Linked DNA regions of Mus musculus: region 1 is linked to region 2. The links are chromatin loops, found by intact Hi-C in ENCODE. Cell type or tissue: heart. All regions are shown on one strand. Each heading gives the region's core, and the rest is flanking DNA. Links, peaks and the distances in the headings are about the cores only. Region 1 overlaps Cubn (cubilin (intrinsic factor-cobalamin receptor)). Region 2 overlaps Mrc1 (mannose receptor, C type 1).

What was found. Peaks named below come from ENCODE experiments on the same cell type or tissue, not always from the same donor. Only the 100,000 strongest peaks of a DNase experiment are listed, where the experiment ranks them.
Region 1: it touches region 2 in a loop (5-fold over the local background); 9 of 42 quality-filtered maps call a loop at or near these places.

Annotation. Positions count from the first base shown.
Region 1 is chr2:13,286,302-13,294,301 of GRCm38, reverse strand. It overlaps Cubn (cubilin (intrinsic factor-cobalamin receptor)), which reads left to right. Exons shown (of 67, transcript NM_001081084.2): 60 at 1-104; 61 at 6,595-6,757; 62 at 7,116-7,321. It overlaps Gm13270 (a long non-coding RNA gene), which reads right to left. Exons shown (of 3, transcript XR_865976.2): 2 at 7,961-8,000. Among named protein-coding and RNA genes, the nearest start is that of Gm13270, 19 kb to the right of the region's middle. In heart, for the core only: a CTCF peak has its summit at 3,520 (motif pointing left); no DNase peak of the experiment used is centred there.
Region 2 is chr2:14,285,539-14,303,094 of GRCm38, reverse strand. It overlaps Mrc1 (mannose receptor, C type 1), which reads right to left. Exons shown (of 30, transcript NM_008625.2): 12 at 13,909-14,108; 13 at 10,449-10,576; 14 at 9,562-9,649; 15 at 8,151-8,295. Among named protein-coding and RNA genes, the nearest start is that of Mir511, 33 kb to the right of the region's middle. In heart, for the core only: a CTCF peak has its summit at 7,510 (motif pointing right); a DNase peak (open chromatin) is centred at 7,504.

The DNA.
Region 1 (8,000 bases), core at 1-8,000, 1.0 Mb after region 2:
GGTACATAATTGCCCCTGAAAACAAACTTGTTAAGCTCACCTTCAATGCATTTACTCTGGAGGAACCATCGTCGCCAGGAAAATGCACCTTTGATTACGTGCAGGTAAGACTGCTACACCTTAACAGTCTACTCTAACGAATGGGATTTTAGCTTACTATCTACAAGCCTTGAAAATGAGAACACTATTGCTTACAGTGGCTTCAATATATATTGTAGTTGCTAGCCTCCTGTTCAAGTTCATCTCTGATATCATCATTCAAACATCTCAAGTGACTTCTAACATTAGCTTCAAGATTCAGTTCTGTCTTGCTAAGTGCCTTGTTATGAAGCGATCCATGGGAAGATTAGTCGGACAGAGTGAGGTTGTCAGAGGACTTTCACAATTCCTAATGTAAATGGTATCTGAAGTGCAAAAATACACTGTAATTGGTCTGTCCCTTTTATTTACGTAGATAGCATCCAAAGCTTCCTAAAAATTCCAAAGAAACATTTTTTTAAGACAGTGTGAAGCTAGACGGCCAAACTCCCATCGACGTCTAGGAAGGGTGCCAAGGACAGGATGCACCGGGAGGACCAAAGATGAAGGGACGAAAATGGATGACTGAGAAAAGCTTGTGACATCCAGGAACAGTGTGGTGCATGGAAGTCAGGGGAAGATGCCTTTCCAAATGATGTGTGGGTAGCCAGTGGTGTTAAGCTGTAGGTCACAGACAAAGAAAAGCTGAGATGAAGAAAGCCATTCCATTGGGTGACAACCATCTTAATAAGACATGGGGCTAGAAGCCAGCCATTGTGAGGGAGTTCATGAGGGGCTAGAGGTGACAAAATGTGGGACAAAAGTGTTAATTCAAGTTCAGTCCTTCTCTAAAATGAGACCAAGTAGCCAGAACTACTTAAGAGGTTATTTAAAACCAGCTTCTCTGGGTTCCTGAAAAGTAGTAAGATTTGAAGGCAGATAGTAAGTAGTCCCACAGCCAGAAAGCACAGAGGGATCAGTTCTGACACTCAGCTCATATTTTCCTTTTTATTCAGTCTAGAGTCCCAAATCATGAATTGGTACTGCCCACATTTAGGGTGGGTTCTTTCAAATTCAGTTAACCCAATCTCGGCACTTTCTCACAGGCATGCCCAGAAGTTGGTCCCTTGGTGATTCTAGATCATGTTGAGGTGATATCAGTATTTACTACCCCCCTTTTAAATTGTTAAATGTTGTGGTAAAATGACATTCTATAGAAGCTAATGACACAGCTCTATAAGTAGTGTGTAAGACAGATTATACCAGTTCCATTGCTGAGTTATGCCTACTCCCTTCACTGCTGTCTTTGAGAGTGTTTACTAGGGGACCAAGGGGGGACATCTGCTGTAGATTAATGAACTGTGGCTGATCAATGACTGTTGAAACCATCGTCACATCTGTCCTATGGAGTTGTTTGGTAGCCATGGTACATAATATGGGAGATGTGGCAGTGAACGTTCCCCAAGGAGATGTAATTCATTGGGATTGGGGGGGGGGGGAGACTGGCCTGTAAACAGATACATTATACAACATGAAAACAGAAGTTAGATACCCTTGACGTAGAAAAGGAGATCAGAACAGAGTATGTCGGGCTTCTTAGATGTGAGCATGCCATGGCACTTAACAGCATCATGAAAGCTCACACATATTGTTGCCTCCATAAAATGGAGAACAGTATCAACAAGGCATATCCACAAGAAAGACATGACCAAAAATAAGGGGAAAGGACAGTGCTGTGTACTACCTAATCTCCAACTCTTGGTTAGTTCAGTCATCCTTGTGTTGAGCAACAGTAAGGTGGTTGAGGGCATCAAAAGTGTGGTCCTCCTGCTTCCTCTACCTGGAAACATGACACTGGTGGAAGTTTCCCAAGGTTTCTTCCTCAACTTGGTGCTCTTGGTTTTGGCAGATATATTTTAAAGTTTCCAGTCCCATCTGAAGAGAAAATTCCCTGTACTTACTATCCTATGGGATTCAGAAATGTGACTTCTAAACACTAAATGCTTCAAATTATTGTTGTAAGGCCAATTATAAACTCCTGAACATCAAACTTGCATAAAAACATTCCCTAGAGCTTTCTGGGAGCCCTTGTAATAACTCACTGGGCTTAACCCTTCTGCATATTATCAGGCACTGGGGAAGGGTGTGTGCCTCTTTAGGGACAACATCAGCAGACCCTAGGTGCATTGGTTAGGAGATAGCACTGCCACTAAGCATTCATGTACTTAGTTATTCATTAAATAAGTGTGAATTTCAGTCTACCTCATTATAGATATTAGCTCAAACATTTAAAAATGCATAAAGAGTAAATAATTATTACTGTGATACTTTGAATCTTACATGACCCACCAAAGCACAGCCGTTAAGAAGACATGGTTGGTAGCATGGGAGTCAGTTAGGAAGGTAGGTTACTGAGGACACTGCCGTTTGAAAGATACCTGAGTCCCAACCACTCTTTTCTATCTGCATCAGTGCTTCTGTGAAGTATATAACCCCCACCCCCTGTGTGTCCTTCTGTCATGACCTTAACACAGTCCTAGAACAACAAAGCTCTATAACTGTGTTGCTATAGAGATTAGTCGTGCAAAGACTGAGTCCTAGAGACAAAGTATATCTTGAGTTGACTATTATAGGCATTTTGTCACAGTGACACCAAGAAACAAGGCTTCTAGAAGGCAAGGTGTGCCTGAGTTAGTGTTCAGACACTAACTCACCACAGACATGCAGTCCCTGCTCCAGTGTTGTTCAGGGTCTACCCACAGCAAGAGATTTGGTGTTGGCAAGGAACAGAACAGAGAAATAATTTCAGGTTTGATCATACAGGAGGCTAGTAGTCATGCAGTTTGTAACTATATATTCCAATCAGTTACGCTAACTCTTACTTTAATGTGGTTGGATGAATATAGTACCAGCACAGGGCCACCTTCTACCCAGCCCTAGCTTGTCCTTGTCCTGCCCCTCACATCTACCAGTCTCTAACTGACGTTGGTCTTGTAAAGTAAGACCCAGGCTCCTCGGCATGAACTGGGTGGTCTTCCCCGACTCTCTCTCTCTTTTATAGTATGAATCTCCTTGATATTATTTGACAGAATTACCTTTTCTTTTCTTTGGTTTCTTTTTTATATTTTTCCATGCATATTTGTAGATATATCTGTAAACAGCAACACACACACAGACACACACACACACACACACACGCACATGCGCGCACATACGTTTATATTTAGCTCTTTCTTCTCACTATTTTATGAGCACCTTGAAGGTACATAAATGCTCTTATGTCTCTCCATATACACACTACCCAACACAAGCCAGGTACATGATACAAGTGAAAGCTTGTATAGACCACAGTGGTTGTAATGAAACCTCACTTAGCAGAAAAAGTATGTTGTCTTTAACTTGGCAACTCTTCTCTATAAAGTGAGGGTGTTTGACTACAGAACTTCACTTTTCTGTGCTCCTCGTGAATTCATATAGAAGAGACAGCACCATCTAGTGGTCAGTTTTGTTTCATTTTTTAATTTTGAAATTTATCATGTTCATTTTATAACATCAGTGGCCACACTACTCTGAGATTTCTGATCTAATGTGGTTCTGTTATGAACTCATATTCAGGGCTACAGAAACACAGAAAATCATTATTAAAGTACAATAAAAATTAACAACATAGACATAAAAATGAAAACATACTATATTAATTTATTTATTTATTTATTTATTTTTTAGTAAAGTGTTTGAGGGATATACAAATCCTCACTATTTCTTTGGGTGTTTGTAAAAATCTGTGAAAGCCATCAGTAGTTCTGGATGCTAGAGACACTTCTGAGCATAACTCCGTTTCTCTTCCTGTGAAACTCACACTTGTGCAGAGGGGGCGCCCAATCAAAGTAAATAAGCATTACATTGATTGAGTTTCATCACAGTAAAATAAAACAAGATGGTATTGGAGGAGGGCCCCACTGTGTGGGATTAGACTCTCAGGGGAGGTGACATTTGAGTAAAAGGTCTATGACTAGGGATTATCAGTCCTTCAAGAAAGACTATGTCTCCAAGGGAGGAGACTGTCAGAGGCAGCAAGCACTGGGAAGGGAGAGAAGCAACAGCATTGACCAGGGCTTGCAAGTTCTGCATTGGGTACAAGGTATAGTTTTGTAGGAAGAATAGACACATACTCTAGGTCATCAAACACCTGGGCACTACGGTGCAGAACTCTGTGAGTGCTCTGTGCAATTGATCTGTGAGCCATGTTCTGAAGAAACTGTGTCACATGGCATTGATACAATATATTTCGAAAGTGGAACAAAGTGGGGATGCTTATCATGGGAATGGGAGAGTTGAGTATGACTGGAATTTAGACTTGAGCTGTTTATTGAGATAGAGTAGACTCAGGGAGAATATTTTAGGGAAGGGTGATGCTGTGGTGTGTACATATCACTCAAGTACCTGTGGTAGAAATGTAAACCTTATATCCATATGCTAAAGGTATGGGGGGCTTTGAGGTATAACTGGGGTTAGATGAAGTCATGAGAGTGGGGTTCCTATCATGGGGTGAATAGTATCACCCCAGGAGAGGAAGAGATTGCCGAGCTGGCATGCTCCTGATGATCTTCTTAGGATGCTCATATGTTAGAAGGCAAGAAGGCCCTCATCAAAGTCTGCCCCTTGAATTCTGAATGTTCCTCAATCCTCAGAAATATCACAATTAACTTACTTGTGTATAAATGACATGGTCTATGGTACTCTGGTACAGCAACATAAAACAAACCAAGGCATGTGGGTCATAGGGAAGGGTCAAAGCACTTACCAAGAAGCGAGTAAGCATGGTTTATGCATTACACACTCTTAAGGTCTGGGGCGATATGGCGGAACAGAATAAAATTCTGTGCTTCTGTGGAATGTTGTATTCATTTTAGAAGGAAAGGCAATAGAATTGGCAAGTTAAATGTGTAACATGTTGACAGTAATACTTGTCCTGAGGAAAGGAGTCAGGGGATGTGGGCAGTGTTCACTTTAGGGAAGGCATTGCTGGTGGATGATAGAGGAAGAGAGACCTCAACAGACTCCATGAATACCAGCAAGGGTGGTCTGGGCAAAGGAAGGCAGATGCAATAGCTGGGAAGCTAGACTGAGCTGGGGATGTTCAAGAATCTCAATCAAGCAGAGCAGACCCCTGAGGTCTGTGTGGGAGGAAAAGCCATTCCATTAGGTCTGGATCACTGTTGTAATGGATGTAGCCTTTGTGTTAAGAGGGTAGGAAGCAGTTAGGCAGCTCCTGGTCTGACTTTATCTTTTTTTTTTTTTTTCCATTTTTTATTAGGTATTTAACTCATTTACATTTCCAATGCTATACCAAAAGTCCCCCATATCCACCCACCCCCACTCCCCTGCCCACCCACTCCCCCTTTTTGGCCCTGGAATTCCCCTGTACTGGGGCATATAAAGTTTGCAAGTCCAATGGGCCTCTCTTTCCAGTGATGGCCGACTAGGCCATCTTCTGATACATATGCAGCTAGAGTCAAGAGCTCCGGGGTACTGGTTAGCTCATAATGTTGTTCCACCTATAGGGTTGCAGATCCCTTTAGCTCCTTGGCTACTTTCTCTAGCTCCTCCATTGGGAGCCCTATGATCCATCCATTAGCTGACTGTGAGCATCCACTTCTGTGTTTGCTGGGCCCCGGCATAGTCTCACAAGAGACAGCTACATCTGCGTCCTTTCAATAAAATCTTGCTAGTGTATGCAATGGTGTCAGCGTTTGGATGCTGATTATGGGGTGGATCCCTGGCTATGGCAGTCTCTACATGGTCCATCCTTTCATCTCAGCTCCAAACTCCGTCTCTGTAACTCCTTCCATGGGTGTTTTGTTCCCAAATCTAAGGAGGGGCATAGTGTCCACACTTCAGTCTTCATTCTCCTTGAGTTTCATGTGTTTAGCAAATTATATCTTATATCTTGGGTATCCTAGGTTTGGGGCTAATATCCACTTATCAGTGAATACATATTGTGTGAGTTTCTTTGTGAATGTGTTACCTCACTCAGGATGATGCCCTCCAGGTCCATCCATTTGGCTAGGAATTTCATAAATTCATTCTTTTTAATAGCTGAGTAGTACTCCATTGTGTAGATGTACCACATTTTCTGTATCCATTCCTCTGTTGCTGACTTTATCTTAATAGCAACCTGTTAGAGGTGGGAAGGTTGGTTCTAGCCAGGAAGCTTTAAAAAAAAAAAAACCAAAACAACAACAACAACAAAAAAAAACCGTGGTGATAATTCAGGCAGCAGAGAGAATAGCAATGGGTTTAATGACTTTGAGGCCAGGGGGCTTTTGTTGTTGTTGTTGTTTATTTCAATTATATATTACTTTTCCTAACAGAAAAATATATGATGGGCATCACTGAAAGTCATTATAGCATTATCAATATAAATTAAGACTGCCTATAAGAACACCCACATATAGATCCGTAATCCATGGTCTGTCTATCACCATAGATATATGGTGAACTCATAGGTAAGTTAGTGCAAAATAGCAATTCCCTTATTAATAATTAACTACTATAAACTACTTTTTCTTCCAGATAGCAGATGGTGCAAGCATAAACTCATATTTAGGCGGAAGATTTTGTGGTTCCAGTAGGCCTGCCCCTTTTATTTCTTCTGGCAACTTTCTTACAGTTCAATTTGTCTCTGACATAAGTATTCAAATGAGAGGATTTAATGCAACATATACCTTTGTGGACAGTAAGTATTCTGACAGATTATGAAATACATATGTCCTTATGCACAGACAAGAATGCATGCATATTACATGTAAATTAATTACAGTTTTAGCGGATTATTAAACACAAGAGCTAGATTGCCTGCCCTCAGTTTCCCTTTCTTTGACAACGTCTCACTAAGTTGCCAGGCTGGCCTTGAATTTTATCCTTCAGCCTCAAGCTTGCATGAAGGTAGGATTGCAGCCCTGTGTCACCACGACATTTACTAAATCCTTAAAAGAATATTAACATGTTTCCTAGGCCAGAGAAAGATGTTAAAGACAGTATGTATAATTAGAGATGATTAAAACATCTACATTATTTTCTTTCTCCCTCTTCAGTGCCTTGTGGGGGAACATATAATGCAACTTCGATGCCTCAAAACACATCATCACCTCAGTTGTCAAACATCAGACGGCCATTTTCCACCTGTACTTGGGTCATTGAAGCTCCCCCACACCAGCAGGTCCAGATAACTGTGTGGAAACTGCAGCTGCCCTCACAAGACTGCTCAAGGAGCTCCTTAGAACTTCAGGATTCAGAACAGGTAAAGATGCCAGGATGGTGGCCGTCGTATTTGCAGACACTGCAAGTAATGAAGCCATGCCTAAATAAAGTCCTGTTACTTCTAGAATTGTTTTTTCAGTAGGAGACAAAACCTCCCTTGCTGACATACTAACCCATTTAAATGTAGTCCTGTCGCAAGATGCTTTCAAACAGTCCTATAGCTAAGAATCATCTGGGGGTCTTGTTAAAAATGCACATTCCTGAAAATGTCAAACTTTGTGGAGCTCTTTCATTTACTATTGTGCATTTAATGGGTATGTAATGTGTCACAATGGACACATGCCATATGAGCATAGAGATATTGATAGGAGAACAACCATCTGTCTCCCAGCATGAATAGAATATATGTAGTAGCCCCAACTTTATGTAGACTGTCTGAATGTGATAAAACTTTGAAATTAATTGGTTTAACAACTTTATTTGGGACTTCCACAAACTCACACTGCAAAGAAAAAAAAATCCTATGACTATTATTATTGTGAAAATTCTTCTCTTTGTCCTGGTTCACTTTATAAATGTGGCCTGACTGACATGATAGGAAGATTTACGAATATAATCATATTCTGATCGCTTTATAGAAAGGATGCTAGAAGTGTGAGCCATGTAATAAATCACTTACCATCAGAGGTATCTTCAAAGATGCAAAATAACCCATAATG
Region 2 (17,556 bases), core at 3,754-11,753:
ACCCATTATAGCCAGTGATATTTCAGTTGGAAGACCTACTCCATGCACACTATCTACTGCAAGCTAACCATTCTGATCCTTCACTTCATAGTTAAGAAAGCAAGGCTCCTTCCAGTGGTACCATGATGTTGGGACACAGCAAGCCAGGATTTCACCAAGGTTATCCAAATACCCTCATGTTATACCATTCTTCCTGCTCTGTTGATGAATGCTTTCCATTTGCCATCCCCTTGGTGACACAGAATAGCTGTCCTCTAGTTTCTTGGTGAAGATCCTAATTGTTAAATCTACACTCAGAACTTCAGGTCGGAAGAATCTTCCCTGTAGATGGTGTATTCACTTTCACCAGAGGCAGTATGGCTCAATAATTAAGCAGTCAGGTTCTGGAACCAGGCTGCTTGGATTCTGCAATGTGTGGTTTGAATGAAAATGTTCCGCATAGTCTCTGGCATTTGAATGCTTGGTCCTTAATTGGTGATGCTGTTTGTGGAAGCTTAGGAGTTGTGGCTTTGCTGAAGGAAGTAAGTAACTGGAAGTGGGTTTTGAGAGTTTAAAGATGCATGCCATTTTGAGTTCTCTCTCTCTCTCTCTCTCTCTCTCTCTCTCTCTCTCTCTCTCTTTCTCTCTCTCTCTCTCCCTCTCCCCTCCCCCCCCCAACTTTTTTTTTCTTTCCATTTTTTATTAGGTATTTAGCTCATTTATATTTCCAATGCTATACCAAAAGTCCCCCATACCCACCCACCCCCACTCCCCTACCCGCCCACTCCCCCTTTTTGGCCCTGGCGCTCCCCTGTTCTGGGGCATATAAAGTTTGTATGTCCAATGGGCCTCTCTTTCCAGTGATGGCCGACTAGGCCATCTTTTGATACATATGCAGCTAGAGTCAAGAGCTCCGGGGTACTGGTTAGTTCTTAATGTTGATCCACCTATAGGGTTGCAGATCCCTTTAGCTCCTTGGGTACTTTCTCTAGCTCCTCCATTGGGAGCCCTGTGATCCATCCATTAGCTGACTGTGGGCATCCACTTCTGTGTTTGCTAGGCCCCGGCATAGTCTCACAAGAGACAACTACATCTGGGTCCTTTCGATAAAATCTTGCTAGTGTATGCAATGGTGTCAGCGTTTGGATGCTGATTATGGGATGGATCCCTGGATATGGCAGTCTCTACATGGTCCATCCTTTCGTCTCAGCTCCAAACTTTGTCTCTGTAACTCCTTCCATGGGTGTTTTGTTCCCACTTCTAAGGAGGGGCATAGTGTCCACACTTCAGTCTTCATTTTTCTTGAGTTTCATGTGTTTAGGAAATTGTATCTTATATCTTGGGTATCCTAGGTTTTGGGCTAATATCCACTTATCAGTGAGTACATATTGTGTGAGTTCCTTTGTGAATGTGTTACCTCACTCAGGATGATGCCCTCCAGGTCCATCCATTTAGCTAGGAATTTCATAAATTCATTCTTTTTAATAGCTGAGTAGTACTCCATTGTGTAGATGTACCACATTTTCTGTATCCATTCCTCTGTTGAGGGGCATCTGGGTTCTTTCCAGCTTCTGGCTATTATAAATAAGGCTGCTATGAACATAGTGGAGCATGTGTCCTTCTTACGAGTTGGGGCATCTTCTGGATATATGCCCAGGAGAGGTATTGCTGGATCCTCCGGTAGTACTATGTCCAATTTTCTGAGGAACCGCCAGACGGATTTCCAGAGTGGTTGTACAAGCCTGCAATCCCACCAACAATGGAAGAGTGTTCCTCTTTCTCCACATCCTCGCCAGCATCTGCTGTCACCTGAATTTTTGATCTTAGACATTCTGACTGGTGTGAGGTGGAATCTCAGGGTTGTTTTGATTTGCATTTCCCTGATGATTAAGGATGTTGAACATTTTTTCAGGTGCTTCTCTGCCATTCGGTATTCCTCAGGTGAGAATTCTTTGTTCAGTTCTGAGCCCCATTTTTTAATGGGGTTGTTTGATTTTCTGAAGTCCACCTTCTTGAGTTCTTTATATATGTTGGATATTAGTCCCCTATCTGATTTAGGATAGGTAAAGATCCTTTCCCAATCTGTTGGTGGTCTCTTTGTCTTATTGACGGTGTCTTTTGCCTTGCAGAAACTTTGGAGTTTCATTAGGTCCCATTTGTCAATTCTCGATCTTACAGCACAAGCCATTGCTGTTCTGTTCAGGAATTTTTCCCCTGTGCCCATATCTTCAAGGCTTTTCCCCACTTTCTCCTCTATAAGTTTCAGTGTCTCTGGTTTTATGTGAAGTTCTTTGATCCATTTAGATTTGACCTTAGTACAAGGAGATAAGTATGGATCAATTCGCATTCTTCTACATGATAACAACCAGTTGTGCCAGCACCAATTGTTGAAAATGCTGTCTTTCTTCCACTGGATGGTTTTAGCTCCCTTGTCGAAGATCAAGTGACCATAGGTGTGTGGGTTCATTTCTGGGTCTTCAATTCTATTCCAGTGGTCTACTTGTCTGTCTCTATACCAGTACCATGTAGTTTTTACCACAATTGCTCTGTAGTAAAGCTTTAGGTCAGGCATGGTGATTCCACCAGAGGTTCTTTTATCCTTGAGAAGAGTTTTTGCTATCCTAGGTTTTTTGTTATTCCAGATGAATTTGCAAATTGCTCCTTCTAATTCGTTGAAGAATTGAGTTGGAATTTTGATGGGGATTGCATTGAATCTGTAGATTGCTTTTGGCAAGATAGCCATTTTTACAATATTGATCCTGCCAATCCATGAGCATGGGAGATCTTTCCATCTTCTGAGATCTTCTTTAATTTCTTTCTTCAGAGACTTGAAGTTTTTATCATACAGATCTTTCACTTCCTTAGTTAGAGTCACGCCGAGATATTTTATATTATTTGTGACTATTGAGAAGGGTGTTGTTTCCCTAATTTCTTTCTCAGCCTGTTTATTCTTTGTGTAGAGAAAGGCCATTGACTTGTTTGAGTTAATTTTATATCCAGCTACTTCACCGAAGCTGTTTATCAGGTTTAGGAGTTCTCTGGTGGAATTTTTAGGGTCACTTATATATACTATCATATCATCTGCAAAAAGTGATATTTTGACTTCCTCTTTTCCAATTTGTATCCCCTTGATCTCCTTTTGTTGTCGAATTGCTCTGGCTAATACTTCAAGTACTATGTTGAAAAGGTAGGGAGAAAGTGGGCAGCCTTGTCTAGTCCCTGATTTTAGTGGGATTGCTTCAAGCTTCTCTCCATTTACTTTGATGTTGGCTACTGGTTTGCTGTAGATTGCTTTTATCATATTTAGGTATGGGCCTTGAATTCCTGATCTTTCCAGAACTTTTATCATGAATGGGTGTTGGATCTTGTCAAATGCTTTTTCTGCATCCAACGAGATGATCATGTGGTTTTTGTCTTTGAGTTTGTTTATATAGTGGATTACATTGATGGATTTTCGTATATTAAACCATCCCTGCATTCCTGGAATAAAACCTACTTGGTCAGGATGGATGATTGCTTTAATGTGTTCTTGGACTGGGTTAGCGAGAATTTTATTGAGGATTTTTGCATCGATATTCATAAGAGAAATTGGTTTGAAGTTCTCTATCTTTGTTGGATCTTTCTGTGGTTTAGGTATCAGAGTAATAGTGGCTTCATAAAATGAGTTGGGTAGTGTACTTTCTACTTCTATCTTGTGAAAAAGTTTGTGCAGAACTGGAATTAGATCTTCTTTGAAGGTCTGATAGAACTCTGCACTAAACCCGTCTGGTCCTGGGCTTTTTTTGGCTGGGAGAATATTTATAACTGCTTCTATTTCTTTAGGGGATATGGGACTGTTTAGAAGGTCAACTTGATCATGATTCAACTTTGGTACCTGGTATCTGTCCAGAAATTTGTCCATTTCGTCCAGGTTTTCCAGTTTTGTTGAGTATAGCCTTTTGTAGAAGGATCTGATGGTGTTTTGGATTTCTTCAGGATCTGTTGTTATGTCTCCCTTTTCAGTTCTGATTTTGTTAATTAGGGTTTTGTCTCTGTGCCCTCTAGTGAGTCTAGCTAAGTGTTTATCTATCTTGTTGATTTTCTCAAAGAACCAACTCCTCGTTTGGTTAATTCTTTGAATAGTTCTTCTTGTTTCCACTTGGTTGATTTCACCCCTGAGTTTGATTATTTCCTGCCGTCTACTCCTCTTGGGTGAATTTGCTTCCTTTTTTTCTAGAGCTTTTAGATGTGTTGTCAAGCTGCTAGTATGTGCTCTCTCCCGTTTCTTCATGGAGGCACTCAGAGCTATGAGTTTCCCTCTTAGAAATGCTTTCATTGTGTCCCAAAGGTTTGGGTACGTTGTGGCTTCATTTTCATTAAACTCTAAAAAGTCTTTAATTTCTTTCTTTATTCCTTCCTTGACCAAGGTATCATTGAGAAGAGTGTTGTTCAGTTTCCATGTGAGTGTTGGCTTTCTGTTCTTTTTTTTGTTATTGAAGATCAGCCTTAGTGCATGGTGATCTGATAGGATACATGGGACAATTTCAATATTTTTGAATCTGTTGAGGCCTGTTTTGTGACCTATTATGTGGTCAATTTTGGAGAAGGTACCATGAGGTGCTGAGAAGAAGGTATATCCTTTTGTTTTAGGATAAAATGTTCTGTAGATATCTGTCAGATCCATTTGTTTCATCACTTCTGTTAGTTTCAGTGTGTCCCTGTTTAGTTTCTGTTTCCGTGATCTGTCCATTGGTGAAAGTGGTGTGTTGAAGTCTCCCACTATTATTGTGTGAGGTGCAATGTGTGCTTTGAGCTTTACTAAAGTTTCTTTAATGAATGTGGCTGCCCTTGTATTTGGCGCATAGATATTCAGAATTGAGAGTTCCTCTTGGAGGATTTTACCTTTGATGAGAACAAAGTGCCCCTCCTTGTCTTTTTTGATGACTTTGGGTTGGAAGTCAATCTTATCAGATATTAGGATGGCTACTCCAGCTTGTTTCTTCATACCATTTGCTTGGAAAATTTTTTCCAGCCTTTTATTCTGAGGTAGTGTCTATCTCTTTCTCTGAGATGTGTCTCCTGTAAATAGCAAAATGTTGGGTCTTTTTTGTGTAGCCAGTTTGTTAGTCTATGTCTTTTTATTGGGGAGTTGAGACCATTGATGTTAAGAGATATTAAGGAAAAGTAATTGTTGCTTCCTGTTATTTTTGTTGTTAAAGTTGGCATTCTGTTCTTGTGGATGTCTTCTTTTAGGTTTGTTGAGGCATTACCTTCTTGTTTTTTCTAGGGCGTTGTTCCCATTCTTGTATTGGTTTTTTTCTGTTATTATCCTTTGAAGGGCTGGATTCGTGGAGAGATAATGTGTGAATTTGGTTTTGTCATGGAATACTTTGGTTTCTCCATCTATGGTAATTGAGAGTTTGGCTGGGTATAGTAGCCTGGGCTGGAATTTGTGTTCTCTTAGTGTCTGTAAAACATCTGTCCAGGCTCTTCTGGCTTTCATAGTCTCTGGTGAAAAATCTGGTGTAATTCTGATAGGCTTGCCTTTGTATGTTACTTGACCTTTTTCCCTTACTGCTTTTAGTATTCTATCTTTATTTAGTGCATTTGTTGTTCTGATTATTATGTGTCGGGAGGAATTTCTTTTCTGGTCCAGTCTATTTGGAGTTCTGTAGGCTTCTTGTATGTTCATAGGTATCTCTTTCTTTATATTTGGGAAGTTTTCTTCAATAATTTTGTTGAAGATGTTTGCTGGTCCTTTGAGTTGAAAATCTTCATTCTCATCCACTCCTATTATCCGTAGGTTTGGTCTTCTCATTGTGTCCTGGATTTCCTGGATATTTTGAGTTAGGATCTTTTTGCATTTTCCATTTTCTTTGATTGTTGTGCCGATGTTCTCTATGGAATCTTCTGCACCTGAGATTCTCTCTTCCATCTCTTGTATTCTGTTGCTGATGCTCGAGTCTATGGTTCTAGATTTCTTCCCTAGGGTTTCTATCTCCAGTGTTGCCTCACTTTGAGTTTTCTTTATTGTGTCTACTTCCCTTTTTAGGTCTAGTATGGTTTTGTTCATTTCCATCACCTGTTTGTATGTTTTTTCCTCTTTTTCTGTAAGGACTTCTACCTGTTTGATTGTGTTTTCCTGTTTTTCTTTAAGGACTTGTAACTCTTTAGCAGTGCTCTCCTGTATTTCTTTAAGTGATTTATGAAAGTCCTTCTTGATGTCCTCTACCATCATCATGAGATATGCTTTTAAATCTAGGTCTAGGTTTTCGGGTGTGTTGGGGTGCCCTGGACTGGGTGAAGTGGGAGTGCTGGGTTCTGATGATGGTGAGTGGTCTTGGTTCCTGTTAGTAGGATTCCTACGTTTACCTTTCGCCATCTGGTAATCTCTGGAGTTAGTAGTTATAGTTGACTCTGTTTAGAGATTGTTCTTCTGGTGATTCTGTTACCGTCTCTCAGCAGACCTGGGAGACAGATTCTCTCCTCTGAGTTTCAGTGCTCAGAGCACTCTCTGCTGGCAAGCTCTCTTACAGGGAAGGTGCGCAGATATCTTGTTTTTGGACCTCCTCCTGGTCGAAGAAGAAGGCCCAAAACAGGGCCTCTCTCAGAAGCTGTGTTGCTTTGGCAGTTCCCAGAAGCTGTCAGCTTCTGTGGTGCAGACTCTCACCTGTGCAGACTAAATTCCTAAGTTCCAGGGAGTCCTGGAACCAAGATGGTGACCGCTGCTCCTGAGGCTGAGGCCGTCTCCCGAGCCAGGCGGACACCTGTCCTCTGGTCCGGACGGTGGCCGGCTGCCTGTGGCCCGCCAAGAGTGCTGCCTCAGCGGCTCTGTGCTTCTGCCCGTCCCAGAAGCTGTCCGGTTCTCTGGCGCACCCTCTAACCTGTTCAGACTAATTTCCTAAGTTCTGCTGAGTCCCGGAACCAAGATGGCGACCGCTGCTGCTGAGGCTGAGGCTGCCTCCCAAGCCAGGCGGACACCTGTCCTCTGGTCCGGATGGTGGCCGGTTGTCTGCGGCCCGCCCAGGCTGCTGCCTCAGCAGCTCTGTGCTTCCGCCCGTCCCAGAAGCTATCCGGTTCTCTGGTGCACCCTCTAACCTGTTCAGACTAATTTCCTAGGTCCCGCGGAGTCCCGGAACCCAGATGGCGACCGCTGCTGCTGAGGCTGAGGCCGCCTCCCAAGCCAGGTGGACACCTGTCCTCTGGTCCGGATGGTGGCCGGTTGTCTGCGGCCCGCCCAGGCTGCTGCCTCAGCAGCTCTGTGCTTCCGCCCGTCCCAGAAGCTGTCCGGTTCTCTGGCGCACCCTCTGACCTGTTCAGACTAATTTCCTAAGTTCTGCTGAGTCCCGGAACCAAGATGGCGACCTGTAACATATTTTCTATCTGCCAGAGTAAAACAAAGCTACTAACAACATAAAGAGGCCACAGTGAGTCACTGGCAGGCAGCAGGAGACTGTTTTTAAATTTAAATTCAAAAGGATACTAATCCAGAATGTGGAAACATGTGCATCCAGCCAGCAGAGGGCAGTACCGGGTCTCTTAACTGCAGAATGGGGGCAGCGGCCATGATTCCCCAACAGCAGAGGGCAATGTGGTTCCATCCTCTTATTGCTATGGCGTCAATATGTTTTAATTCAAGGGTCAGCTTGTTTCCTCGGTGTCATAACCCAGCTCCTCTGACCACAATGCCTAACCTGTCTTTGCTCTAATTTCCAAGATATCATAAATAATATCATGTGAGTCCCACAACACCACGGCCTTCCCTATACTGCTGGTTCTGTGTTATGGATATTAAAATATCAGGTTGAAGGGAGCTTGTACCTGTTTCAGGGATAAAATAGAAGGTCAGAGGGTGAAAGTTCCAGAAAGCAAAACTGCATTGCCTTTCTACAGCACTAAAGGGCAGGTCTCCCATTAGCCCCTGCAGCTGCAGTGGATGGCCAGAGTCCCGGCTGCTGATGGGAATGTTTTTAAGGACGTGACTCTAATCCAGGATTCTTGGTGGCCTTTTGATCTTCTGTTCCTTTGGAACACTTATCTGTTTCCAACGTCCCCATTCTTATCCTGTGAAATAAGGGCCCCACAGTTCCCTGATGCTGGTATTTTTGTTTGTTTGTGCCAATGGAGGAAACAAATTGGGGTATCAGAAGGCTAGCTCTGTAATGTAAGAAAAAGAGGGGACAGATTTGTACCTTTTTGTATCTGACAAATCCAGTTGTTGAGGTGTTCACAGTTGATATCATTCCAGGACATGCCAGGGTCACCTTTCAGCTCACCACAATATTCAACATTTTGGTAATTATTTGGTTCACCGTAAGCCCAATTTTCATAGGAAACCTATGGTGGAAACATCACACTTGATCTGAACCACAACACCAGGTTGCTATGCTGTGCTAGAAACACCACATTAGGCTGCAGATATACCACGTATACCACATTAGGCTGCAGATATACCACGTATACCACATTAGGCTGCAGATATACCACGAACACCACATTAGGCTGCAGATATTAACCACGTATACCACACCAGTGCAAATTCAAATTGGGAAAGGAAAAAGAGGGGCTGTTTGGATTCTTCATTCATTTGCTTTTTACTTTTAGCTATGGAAGCACATTTTATGGACATGGGTGAGAAAGAAACAGCTTTTATTACATGGAAACTTTTAAGCAGACTAGAGTAGGGAATTGGTTTTTATAACATTTCCTTTATTCCCATTAAATAGAATGAATCCAGGGCCACAAGCAATGGGATTTATATGTAGGAAAAAGTTAGCAAGAAACTTCCATATCTCAGTCGGTAGTCGCAATTTCCTAAATTTACAGCCTGTTCTTAAGGGATGATATTTCAGTAAGTTGTTGGAAGCTTTTCATCTATTACACAGGCTACAGAAAAATAATTAGAGAAGAAAAAGTCTTATAAAATGTGACTAACTGAACGACCAGCCTTTGCCAAAATGAACAATGGAAACAACTTGGGAATGTGGGTAGTTTTCAGTGATCAGAGTCTGAAGGGGTCTGGATTAAGAATTATGATCAGTTTTCCATAAACATGAAATCCAGACACCGATGCAGCCACCAAAGAAACCATGTCACTTAAACAAGTACCTTGGAAGATGCCTGTGGGTTCCAAGAGAAAATAGTGTTAATATCATAAAACATCCTTTCCCAGGATGACCAGGACTGCTAAATGTTGCTAGCAAAAGCCAGAGCTTCCCATTTCTCAAATTTGGAGAAGTCCATCTGACTCTAATGGCTACCAAAGTTGTGTCCAGTTTCACTGAACTAAAGGCACCTGCAAAAGAGCTTTGAAGATATTTAATCATCTACATGCTGGCTTTGTGTAGAATTGAGTCATTTGGTATAAACTGGGAGGCATGGTTTTTCATTCCTTAGGTTATTCTCATCCACAACTATGCTTAAAGTATGTGGAGGCCAGGGCTGGACAGTGTATACTAAACTTGTATTTATCTTACATAAAAATGTCTCCAACTGTCTTAATGACATATCTTGATAAAACACCAATAAGTCCAAATAATAATGCCAAAATAAATACACTACAGGGTAAAAAAGAGAGAGAGAGAGAGATTTAAAACTACTTACGGGAGAACCATCACTCCAGGTGAACCCCTCTGAAGGACTTCCATAGGTCAGTCCCAACCAAAACAGCTCATGGTAGCTTCCACTGCTCCTGCAACATAAAAAGAAAGAAGATACCTCATCCTGGAAGGTTTTCAGTCTTTCAAAGGACCATCAAGAGTTGATAGATCCCTCTGAAACACACATTAGATAATACACAAGCAAAGAGAATAACAATTAAATGTGTCCTACAAAATTTGCCTCTGATGGTTAATATTGATTTTACACTTGATGGGCTGTAGAATCATCTAGCAAACAAGTCTCTGGACACATCTCTGAAAAGTTATCTAGATTATGTTAGTCTTGACGAACACCTGTGAGGAATTATCTCGATTAGATTGAAGTGGGAATACCCACTCTAAAAGTAGGTGGCACCATTCCTTGGACTTGTGTCCAATACTAGCTAGCTAAGTACCCCTCTAATTTCCTGTTTCCTAATGCCAATCCAACTTTCATATTGCCAATGTAATGTAACCAGTGGGTCTTCTACTCCTATTACCATGCTCTCCCTGCCATAACAGATATGAACAACCTCTCGAGCTATAAGCCACAATAAACTCTGTCACCTTTAAGTCATAGAGAAAAGTGACTTAGAAAATGTGAATTTGTATACCACTTATCAATATTCTGAACCCTGGAGCACTACTGGGGAGGGGAGAGGATCTTAATAAGGCATCTAAAGACATTCACTCATTCAAAGGTGTGTTGGGGGTCTTGTACACTTATAAAGTGATTGGTTGTAAGATTTATAATATTAAAGGATTGTGAACTGAAACGTAATCAATATTTTCTCAGCATTATAGGAGCCATGGGGGTAACACACAGCAGCCCTGGGCGGAAGAGAGACTTACGTAATCAGCCTCCAAATCACTTGCTGTTCATCTTTACTCTTGATGCTCGCCAGCTCTCCACCTATAGCTTTGCAAAAATCTCGAGATTCAAACCACGTTTTCTTTTCATGCTTTCCTTTTGCATACAGCTAAAAACGGGGAGATTGGAAATTATGTTACATTTGGTAGCTGATTGGATCAAAACAAAGAAGTCATCTACTTTCAATGAGATATCATTTATAGACAAAGCAAGCAGTGCCATGTTCCTAACCAATGCAGGTCTCTTGATTGAAAATCAATTTCTGGGTAACTTTTGGATAACTAAACAAGGGGCGGGAGGTGATTTCATTGAGAAAGCCTTACAAAATAAAAGCAATTTAAAGCCTAGGAGAAGTTAGATTAAAATATTGGAAGCTGAAGACATGTGGACTGTGTATACAGATCATTGTGAAAGAGAGAAAGAGTAATTTGGTTAAGTATTAAAAATTGTATTGGGACACACACACACACACAAAACAAAGTTTTGAAACAGAGAAAATAAACATGAATTAGCAAAAGGCTGTTACCTTTGTCATCCTGTTCAGTTTAAATAATGAATAGCCTGGCAAACTTTCAACCATGTTGGTGGTGTCCTTCAAAAACTGTTGACTCTTTTCTTTAAGTCTGCATATCTTAAAAACTACTAGAACATACACCACAGCAGACTTTCATCTGACAGAAGTGGGTTAATGTTAAATTAAGACTAACAGACTGTGTAAGGAAGTACTAGGTCCTATCATCCTGAGAACTGCAAATAGGATGCACAGTTGGTGTAGGGCATGCTTAATGGCACAAGAGCTAGCTAACTCTAGGGGGTAAGGGAAAGGGTCCATGGTCAAAATGTCAAGTGGCTCAAGTGTTATAGTGAGAAAGGATTCAAGGAAAAAGGAATGTTAGGGAAACAAAGAAGTTTGCAACAGAATGCAAGATGCCAAACTGAACAGGCAAGAGAAGGGACAGGTCCCTGAGCAGCTCACTGGTCTGCTGAAGCTCATGAGGAACACAAGGGAGCCTCCACTCTCCTTCCATACATCTTCTAATGCACCTAACTAGAACAAATAAACGTATCTGCTAAGAAGGCCTACCCATTCCAGGAAGGATAGCCTAGACCACTAAAGTGAACTACAACCAATGCAACTGATGAGGAACAAGAAGCATTGGATTATTTATTGACCCTGTGCAAGTACAGAGGAAGAGATGGACCAGTGACTGACAGCTAGCAGAAACTCACAGTCTAACTAATAAAGATGAAGTCTGTAGGGAATAAAGAGAGGTTCCACCTATCACTAAATGGGTAAGCTACACAGGAACAGGGCATGACTATTTCATTGGTTGGGCCAGAAGAATATGCACAACTAGTTGTACCAACTAGTTGGTCAACCAATGAAATTACCTTAGTCTTTGTCCAGTGTCTACCATAGAATTAAACAGGACAAAGAAGATCAGCAGTCTTTCCTCTTTGGAAAATTCCTTGTACTCTTGGGAGTTACTCTTGCTTTGCCTTTATTATTATTGTCATTATTATTATTTTTATTTTCTTTCAATTTGACAGTTTTTTCTATAATTCTCTTTCAGAAACTACGTTTCTGCTTTGCTTAATCTGACTAACAGCTTCATCTTTAACCTTTGTTGGCACTCAGGCAATGAAACTGGGAGTTATTCTCTCAGGTTTATTTTTGGTGACTGTTTTTGGGCCAAGGATACCTAGGTCAAGAAAGATATCATTTCTGTTTTTTAAAAAAGAAAAAAAGAATCACACCAATACCACTAAACAAGCAGAACCAGAGGTCACTAGAACCACCAAGTTTTTAAAGTTTTCTCCATTATTGTTCATGTGTCATAGTGTCATGGCTCTTATCACCATACCCTTGAAGAAAAGGAATTAGCTTCCTGTGGGTTGTGGCTGCCTAGGTGGTTAACACCAATACCTTGACCTGGACTTGGCTTGAGCACCACAAGTAAGTGTGTCTCAAGAGCATTTCCCTCAATCCTATCTCAGCTTCCTGTATCCTGATATTGAATTTGTTTCCTTAACTTACCTACCCACCAAATGTAATCAATTTCCACATCTTAGAATTTATAAGGATAGTTTTTATATATGTAACACATACTACTCCAAATACTTCCTAAACCACATAATTCATACTGAGGCATATAACTGGATCGGTTGAACACCTGGATTTTGGAGTGACTGGAATTCTAGTTCACAGCATAGCTACAGACAATTCTATTGTGCTTAGTCTCTACAGCCTACTTTACCTTCAGGTATTTGTACCGTGATAGGTGTGGCATTTGAATGGTGATGTATAATATCCAGAATCTATTTTATAAATCCTCTCTTGCCCTGCCCCATATAGTCCCTTTCATGAGAATTATGTTTAGCTCTTAATAGTCAAAGAAGATTAAACAACTCATGGATCCCCACGTCTACAAATAGGAGTTCCAGCTCAACTAGACATTCCCTTCTCCAGTTAGAGACCAGACAGAATTTTCTCAAAGATTTTCTTTTCTTTATTTAGCACTGGGGATGGACCCAGTGTCTCCCACTTGCTATGCAAACACTCTACCCTGTGCTACATTCCTAGGCTTTGATTGAATTCTTCAAGCATCTCACCAAACTGTCTTCTGGAGCATGTCAGGATCCTGTATCTTTGAAAGGAATTGGACAAGAGAGGTCCTGAGCATATGAATTTATCATTAAGTACTAGATACATTTCTGTGTTAGCATAAATCTAAATTTTTCTGTGAAGTTTATGGCAATATGGGGGCGGGGGGACCAAATCCTTATTACATTGGAGTTGTGATGTTCTGTTTGTTTGATTGGTTCTGGTTTTGTTTGTTCCTATTTGTGTTTGACTCGTTGATTATTTTGGTGGTTGCATAGCAGAAAATAGAGGGTTCAGTCTAAGAATATGTAAAAATAATGACAGAACAATGAATCCTTATTTAAAGGAATTGAGGAGCAACACTTTCACCATCCATCATTATAATCATTAGGTGATAAGTTAGAGAAACACAACATGAACTATGTAATACTGACACAATATAATTGTAGACCAGTTTCTCAATTAAGTTAGCTAAAGCTCGGGCTTGAAGGCAAGGGCAAAAGAAAATGCCAGAGGTTAAAGTAAGGAAGAACAGATGTTTTCTTAAAACAAGCATTACAAGCTCAATACAGGGCTAGGAAGTCACAGAGGAGAAACAAAGATGGAATGATTACAACAAAGCAGATGAGGCAAGAGGTCTGAGAGTCCTGTCTGGGCTGTTGTCTGTGTTTGTGGGTCTCCATTAATGAGTCATTTATCTCTATGCAAAGTGTTATCAATAAAATCACATTAAAATGTCTACAGCTGGAAATGAAGCTGGAAGTTGCATCTTCTGTAGTTTGGCTTTAGTTCTTGGATGTTTCAGGTTCTTTATTAATTTGGCGAGTGATCCTTACTTTGAAACACATGCTGGTTTTACTGGTGGTACCCCAGTTTTCTGGACATTTGGGTTCAGGAGTTGTTGTGGGCTCTGGTGGGCGAGTCACTCCTTCTGCCCAATGTTTGCACACAAATTTTGCCTTTTCTTCACAACTCAAAACATCCCATAAGCCACCTGCCACTCCGGTTTTCATGGCAACACATCCCGCCTTTCGTCCTGCATTAAACATAAAGTAGAATTCAATCCATGGGTTGCTTACTGAATATCTACCATGCTCAAAAAAGGCAATCAAAGTGGTGAAACAGTGCGCTCATCCCCTGCATGTAAGAATGAAATGTAGCGGGTCGCCATCTTGGTCCGGGACCCGCCGAACTTAGGAAATTAGTCTGAACAGGTGAGAGGGTGCTCCAGAGAACCTGACAGCCTCTGGAACAGGCAGAAGCACAGAGGGGCTGAGGCAGCACCCTGTGTGGGCCTGGGACAGCCGGCCACCTTCCGGACCGGAGGACAGGTGCCCGCCCGGCTGGGGAGGCGACCTAAGCCACAGCAGCAGCGGTCGCCATCTTGGTCCGGGACCCGCCGAACTTAGGAAATAAGTCTGAACAGGTGAGAGGGTGCGCCAGAGAACCTGACAGCTTCTGGAACAGGCGGAAGCACAGAGGCGCTGAGGCAGCACCCTGCGTGGGCCGGGGACAGCCGGCCACCTTCCGGACCAGAGGACAGGTGCCCACCCGGCTGGGGAGGCGGCCTAAGCCACAGCAGCAGCGGTCGCCATCTTGGTCCGGGACCCGCCGAACTTAGGAAATTAGTCTGAACAGGTGAGAGGGTGCGCCAGAGAACCTGACAGCTTCTGGAACAGGCAGAAGCACAGAGGCGCTGAGGCAGCACCCTGTGTGGGCCGGGGACAGCCGGCCACCTTCCGGACCAGAGGACAGGTGCCCGCCCGGCTGGGGAGGCGACCTAAGCCACAGCAGCAGCGGTCGCCATCTTGGTCCCGGGACTCCAAGGAACTTAGGAATTTAGTCTGCTTAGGTGAGAGTCTGTACCACCTGGGAACTGCCAAAGCAACACAGTGTCTGAGAAAGGTCCTGTTTTGGGCCTTCTTCTTCGGCCAGGAGGAGGTCCAAATACAAGATATCTGCGCACCTTCCCTGTAAGAGAGCTTGCCAGCAGAGAGTGCTCTGAGCACTGAAACTCAGAGGAGAGAATCTGTCTCCCAGGTCTGCTGATAGACGGTAACAGAATCACCAGAAGAACAATCTCTAAACAGAGTCAACTATAACTACTAACTCCAGAGATTACCAGATGGCGAAAGGTAAACGGAGGAATCTTACTAACAGGAACCAAGACCACTCACCATCACCAGAACCCAGCACACCCACTTCGCCCAGTCCAGGGAACCCCAACACACCTGAGAACCTAGACCTAGATTTAAAAGCATATCTCATGATGATGGTAGAGGACATCAAGAAGGACTTTAATAAATCACTTAAAGAAATACAGGAAAACACTGCTAAAGAGTTACAAGTCCTTAAAGAAAAACAGGAAAACACAATCAAACAGGTAGAAGTCCTTACAGAAAAAGAGGAAAAAACATACAAACAGGTGATGGAAATGAACAAAACCATACTAGACCTAAAAAGGGAAGTAGACACAATAAAGAAAACTCAAAGCGAGGCAACACTAGAGATAGAAACCCTAGGAAAGAAATCTGGAACCATAGATTTGAGCATCAGCAACAGAATACAAGAGATGGAAGAGAGAATCTCAGGTGCAGAAGATTCCATAGAGAACATCAGCACAACAATCAAAGAAAATGGAAAATGCAAAAAGATCCTAACTCAAAATATCCAGGAAATCCAGGACACAATAAGAAGACCAAACGTACGGATAATAGGAGTGGATGAGAATGAAGATTTTCAACTCAAAGGTCCAGCAAACATCTTCAACAAAATTATTGAAGAAAACTTCCCAAATCTAAAGAATGAGATGCATATGAACATACAAGAAGCCTACAGAACTCCAAATAGACTGGACCAGAAAAGAAATTCCTCCCGACACATAATAATCAGAACATCAAATGCACTAAATAAAGATAGAATACTAAAAGCAGTAAGGGAAAAAGGTCAAGTAACATATAAAGGCAAGCCTATCAGAATTACACCAGATTTTTCACCAGAGACTATGAAAGCCAGAAGAGCCTGGACAGATGTTATACAGACACTAAGAGAACACAAACTGCAGCCCAGGCTACTATACCCAGCCAAACTCTCAATTATCATAGAGGGAGAAACCAAAGTATTCCACGACAAAACCAAATTCACGCATTATCTCTCCACGAATCCAGCCCTTCAAAGGATAATAACAGAAAAAAACCAATACAAGAACGGGAACAACGCCCTAGAAAAAACAAGAAGGTAATCCCTCAACAAACCTAAAAGAAGACAGCCACAAGAACAGAATGCCACCTTTAACAACTAAAATAACAGGAAGCAACAATTACTTTTCCTTAATATCTCTTAACATCAATGGTCTCAACTCGCCAATAAAAAGACATAGACTAACAAACTGGCTACACAAACAAGACCCAACATTTTGCTGCTTACAGGAAACTCATCTCAGAGAAAAAGATAGACACTACCTCAGAATGAAAGGCTGGAAAACAATTTTCCAAGCAAATGGTATGAAGAAACAAGCAGGAGTAGCCATCCTAATATCTGATAAGATTGACTTCCAACCCAAAGTCATCAAAAAAGACAAGGAGGGACACTTCATTCTCATCAAAGGTAAAATCCTCCAAGAGGAACTCTCAATTCTGAATATCTATGCTCCAAATACAAGAGCAGCCACATTCACTAAAGAAACTTTAGTAAAGCTCAAAGCACACATTGCGCCTCACACAATAATAGTGGGAGACTTCAACACACCACTTTCACCAATGGACAGATCATGGAAACAGAAACTAAACAGGGACACACTGAAACTAACAGAAGTGATGAAACAAATGGATCTGACAGATATCTACAGAACATTTTTCCCTAAAACAAAAGGATATACCTTCTTCTCAGCACCTCATGGTACCTTCTCCAAAATTGACCACATAATAGGTCACAAATCAGGCCTCAACAGATTCAAAAATATTGAAATTGTCCCATGTATCCTATCAGATCACCATGCACTAAGGCTGATCTTCAATAACAAAATAAATAACAGAAAGCCAACATTCACATGGAAACTGAACAACACTCTTCTCAATGATACCTTGGTCAAGGAAGGAATAAAGAAAGAAATTAAAGACTTTTTAGAGTTTAATGAAAATGAAGCCACAACGTACCCAAACCTTTGGGACACAATGAAAGCATTTCTAAGAGGGAAACTCATAGCTATGAGTGCCTTCAAGAAAAAACGGGAGAGAGCACATACTAGCAGCTTGACAACACATCTAAAAGCTCTAGAAAAAAAGGAAGCAAATTCACCCAAGAGGAGTAGACGGCAGGAAATAATCAAACTCAGGGGTGAAATCAACCAAGTGGAAACAAGAAGAACTATTCAAAGAATTAACCAAACGAGGAGTTGGTTCTTTGAGAAAATCAACAAGATAGATAAACCCTTAGCTAGACTCACTAAAGGGCACAGGGAAAAAATCCTAATTAACAAAATCAGA